Linked DNA regions of Homo sapiens: region 2 is linked to region 1. A link is a loop called in an ENCODE intact Hi-C map of the cell type or tissue named here. Cell type or tissue: Calu3. All regions are shown on one strand.

Region 1 (2,500 bases):
AAGGACAACTCCCAACTGTGTCATGACGAAGACCTTGTATGACCACCTCACTCAGGTCTCTAAAGAATTTCTCTCCTGGCCGGGTGTGGTGGCTCTCACCTGTAATCCCAGCACTTTGGGAGGCGGAGGCGGATGGATCACATGAGGTCAGGAGTTCGAGACAAGCCTGACCAACATGGTGAAACCCCATCTCTACTAAAAATACAAAATTAGCTGTGCTTGGTGGCGGGAGCCTGTAATCCCAGCTACTTGGGAGGCTGAGGCAGGAGAATCGCTTGAATCCGGGAGGCGGAGGTTACAGTGAGCTGAGATCGCACCACTGCACTCCAGCCTGGGTGACTAGAGCAAAATTCTGTCTCGAAATAATAATAATAATAATAATAATAATAATAATAATAATTTCTCTCCAACTACATGTAGGTGATACATTAATTTTTTATTTTATTTTTTTGAGACAAGATCTTGCTGTGTCACCCAGATTAGAGTGCAGTAGTGCGGTCATGGCTCACTGAAGCCTTGAACACTTGGCATCAAGCGATCCTTCTACCTCAGCCTCCTGAGTAGCTAGGACTACAGGAGTGCACCACTGCACCTAGCTAATTAAAAAAAAAAATTTGTAGAGATGGGGTCTCACTTTGTTGCCCAGGCTGATCTCAAACTCCTGGCTTCAAGTGATCCTCCCATGGTGCCAGAATTATAGGTATGAGCCACTACAGCTGCAAGTAATTTTTTTTTCTTTTTCTTTTTCTTTTTTGAGACAGAGTCTTGCTCTGTTGCCCAGGCTGGAGTGCAGTGGCTCAATGTCTGCTCACTGCAACCTCCGCCTCCTGGGTTCAAGCGATTCTCCTGCCTCAGCCTCCAGAGTAGCTGGGACTACAGGCACATGCCACCACGCCCAGCTAATTTTTTGTATTTTCAGTAGATATGGGGTTTCACTGTGTTAGCCAGGATGGTCTCAATTTCCTGATCTCGTGATCTGCCCGCCTTGGCCTCCCAAAGTGCTGGGATTACAGGCGTGAGCCACCACACCAGGCCAAGTAATTTTTTTTTAATGGAAATGCTAAGACCTAGCTGTTGTTTAATGGAAATGCTAAGACCTAGCTGTTGATATGTCTTATCAGCATATGGGAACTAGCCGTTCACACGGAGCTGGTAGCAGGCCAGTCCAGAAAGGAGGCTTTGGCCAACCTGGATGGTGATGCCTCTGTGACTTGGTTTCTTGGGGCCATGAGACAGAGGAGGTGAGAGATATGGCCAGAGTGAGGAAGAATGGGCAGAAAAGCCCAGAAGCCCCCAGCCTCCAGAGTCCAGGTGAGATTTCTGCACTGCCCACACAAACCCTCTTCTTCCAGGCAAAGAGGAGTGTGGGCCTCAAGGGGGTGGCAGGGAGAAAGGCCGCCCCCTCCTGGCCAATGAGGGCTTTCAACAGAGGGCTTTAGAAAGGCTGGCTGAGTGCCGCTTGGTGGGGAGGCGGGCAAGGAGGACTGAGAGCTTGACATCATTTCTACTCTGGGCAGAGGTGTGGGCTGGAGTCTCTGCCAGGGGTCAGATGGTGGCCCTTGGAGGCTGTGTGCCTCCCAAGCAAACTGGCAGCTCCCAAATGGGCCCAAGTTTGTAAAGACAGTGTTAGCATCTGCAAGGGAAAAAATCTGGAGGAACACACACCACCTTTTCTACCCCAGAAGTGGGGTAGTGGACCTTTCACATTCTAGGATATATATTTGTGCATGTATTAGCTTTTTTAGGAGTAAGGGTGGTGTGTGTGTGTGTGTGTGTGTGTGTGTGTGTGCGCGCGCGCGTGTGTGTTCCTTAGTGCCTTAAGCTTTGGCTTGAATGTGGTGTGGTAGAAAATCTTGAGACTTAGGGGGAAACGCAGTAAAAGATCCTTGTCATGACAAAGTGGAGAAAGCTTAGCCAGGACTTGGAGTGTCTTCTACAAGGTACCTCGAAGGAAAGACTGTTTCTAGCTGCCTTGGATCAAACAAAGCTCCCATTTAAGCCGCTTTGTGCGAATTGTACCACAAACAAGCTGTAAGGGCAGGGCTGGGCCCTCCCCATCTCAGTCCCAGGGCTCAGGCCAATGATCCGCACACAATAGGTGCTCAATAAAAGCTGACAGAATGAACCAGCGAGTGGACCACATGGGAGGTGGTGAGAGCTCTGGTTTCCTGGGAAGGGGGTGAAGTGGGAAAGGGCCCAACAGAGGAGCCCTGTGGAAAGGCAGAAACCAGTGGAACCCTTGGCAAGCTGTCCTCAGACCTTTGTCTTAGGGGAAGGCGGCAGAAGCTGGCCAGAAAAGGTTGCAGCTGGTCCTGCCTGCAAGGTTTCCAGGCAGTAGAAGGCTTCAGGGCCCCGCTGGCCTAGGGCAGATGGGCTGTGGCCCACATCACCTGCCCCTCCCAAGGCGAGTCTGATGAGGGCTTAAGATTTTTTTTTTTTTTTTTTTGAGATGGAGTCTTGCTTTGTCACGCAGGCTTCAGTGCAGTGGCGTGATCTCAGC
Region 2 (2,500 bases), 78 kb before region 1:
GCAGGTCCACTCCTGCCGGAGTTTCCCTTTTTCTGCAACAGGAGAGTGGTGGAACATTGACCCCCACGCTAACCCTTTTACATGCACGTCCTTGTTGGAGGAAGGTACTATTATTATCCCTGTATTACAGATGAGGCTCAGGGAAGTTAAGCAGTTTCTCCAAGGTCCCATAGACACTAAGGGGCAGATCCCAGAACTTAAACCCAGACCTGTTTAAGCCCAGAGGCTGAGCTCTTACCCAGTGCACTACCCTGCCTGCCTAGCCCTAACTTTTCCCCCAAGTCCTAAACTTGATTCTCCTCTGAGCCTTGCTCCTCTGGAAGTTGCCTGTGAGAGGACCCCAGGCACTAAGCCCCAAGCTGTAGTGCCATTCAGAGCCTGGTTTTGGGTTGAAGATTGAGATCTTTTATTTTCTCTCCTTTAGCCTCTGCCCTAAACAAGTATCTATTTACCTCTCTTTTTAACCTTACACTTTCTTTTAAGGAGTAATTTTTTTACAATGTATCTCCATTTTTCTGCCACTAGTCAAATATTACCACTGAAAAAGGTTAAATATTTTGGAGAAAGCATCCTTTTTTGTTGTTGTTGTTGAGATGGAGTTTTGCTCTTGTGGCACAGGCTGGAGTGCCATGACACGATCTCGGCCCATTGCAACCTCCACCTCCCACGTTCAAGCGATTCTTGTGCCTCAGCCTCCTGAGTAGCTGGGATTACAGGCGTGTGCCACCACGCCCGGCTAATTTTTGTATTTTTAGTAGACATGGGGTTTGCCGTGTTGATCAGGCTGGTCTCAAACTCTTGACCTCATGTGATCCTCCTGCCTCCGCCTCCCAAAGTGCTGCCTGGCCCTAAACACTTAGCACTTTAATCAAAAAGGATGCTGAAGGGGTGCAGTGGCTCACGCCTATAATCCCAGCACTTTGGGAGGCCGAGGCAGGAAGATCACCTGAGGTCAGGAGTTCGAGACCAGCCTGACCAACATGGCGAAACGCTGTCTCTACTAAAAATACAAAAATTAGCCGGGCATGGTGGTGAACACCTGTAATTCCAGCTACTCGGGAGGGTGAGGCAGGGGAGTCACTTGAATCTGGGAGGCAGAGGTTGTAGTGAGCCGAGATCGTGCCACTGCACACCAGCCTGAATGACAGAGCAAGACTCTGTCTCAAAAAAATAAAATAAAAGTGCTAAGTGTTTGTTTCTAAATAGCTCACTTGCTCTCTTTTGCCTCTTACCCCTTCCCCAGGTCTCCAGTAAGTGAATGCCTGTTGGCTCAGTATTGCTGGGGACACTCTTCGAGCTGGGAGAAGGCAGACCATCAGAGCTCTTTTGCCTTTAGAAAGGTTCTTGACATCTGGCCAGGAAACCTAAGATCTGCATAGCAATAGAGTGTCCATCTTTATATAGCCACACTAATTTTTTCTGTTAAATTTTATTATAGTAACAAAGTGACTATTTTTAATAATAAAAGCAGAGTGCCTGTAGGCAAGTGGATGGCCCTATCTCAGGCCAAGTCTCCTTAGTGTTTCAGACCTAGGCTGACCAGAATAGTCTTCTAGAATGTAACATTTATCCACCAGGTGTCATTATTTACCAATCTGACAAGCCACTGGGCTGTCTCCGTGCATTCAATGGTTGGAATCAAGGCTACAGACCAGAATAGGAGATGAATGAAAATAGATTTAGAAAAGGGCGTTGTGGCTGGAATGCAGCTTGCAGTGTGGAGGGCAGGGATGGGAGGGTAAAGAGGGCTCTTTGAAAGACCAGTGTCACTTTCCTGATCAAGTTTCTTAAGCTGATACTTCCCTGGAAGGAGTCAGAACTTGGGTTTGTAGGAGTAGCCCTGGCCTCCAGCTGCATTGTGCTAGACTCAGGTTTGAAGCCCCAAATCTAAGTAGTCCCCCCTTTGATAAATTCCCGGCCGGGTGCAGTGGCTCACAGCTGTAATCCCAGCACTTTGGGAGGCCGAGGCAGTTGGATCACCTGAGGTCAGGAGTTCAAGACCAGCCTGGCCAACACGGTGAAACCCCATCTCTGCTAAAAATACAAAAATTAGCTGGGCGTGGTGGCAGGCGCCTGTAATCCCAGCTACTCGGGAGGCTGAGGCAGGAGAATCGCTTGAACCCAGGAGGCGAGATCATGCCATTGCACTCCAGCCTGGGTGACAGAGTGAAACTCTGTCTCAAAAAAAAAAAAAAAGAAAAGAAAATTCCCTTACTGTGCCTACTTGCCCCTCTGCCCTTCCTTTCTGACTTCATGTGCCTCAGGGCGTAGGAAAGCATCCACAGTAGAAAGATAAATTGAGAAATTGCTCCTTCCCAGTCTTCAGACCAGAGACACAGTTTAGGATCCAAAAGGGAGAGGTCAGGGGCCGTTAGAATAGGAGATATGCATGGGCGTGCCTGTGAAAGGCTGCCTGGAGGACCACAGCAGGCAAAGGAGCCTCTATCGGCTCCCCGCTGCCTGCCACCCTCATCCCCCTGTGCTCTCCGCTTCAGGCTGC

The links. Hi-C counts contacts between places; a loop is a spot of excess contacts. Peaks named below come from ENCODE experiments on the same cell type or tissue, not always from the same donor. Only the 100,000 strongest peaks of a DNase experiment are listed, where the experiment ranks them.
Region 2: a loop joins it to region 1, with 13 times the contacts of the local background. A loop is called at or near these places in 6 of 110 quality-filtered maps.

The regions. Positions count from the first base shown.
Region 1 is chr10:97,533,869-97,536,368 of GRCh38, reverse strand. The region is part of intron 1 of UBTD1 (ubiquitin domain containing 1); the gene reads right to left. Among named protein-coding and RNA genes, the nearest start is that of UBTD1, 36 kb to the right of the region's middle. In Calu3, no CTCF peak of the experiment used is centred here; a DNase peak (open chromatin) is centred at 1,418.
Region 2 is chr10:97,611,716-97,614,215 of GRCh38, reverse strand. HOGA1 (4-hydroxy-2-oxoglutarate aldolase 1) reads right to left here. Exons shown (of 7, transcript NM_138413.4): 7 at 1,414-2,500. Among named protein-coding and RNA genes, the nearest start is that of MORN4, 21 kb to the left of the region's middle. RefSeq lists an enhancer at 1,671-1,890. In Calu3, no CTCF peak of the experiment used is centred here; no DNase peak of the experiment used is centred here.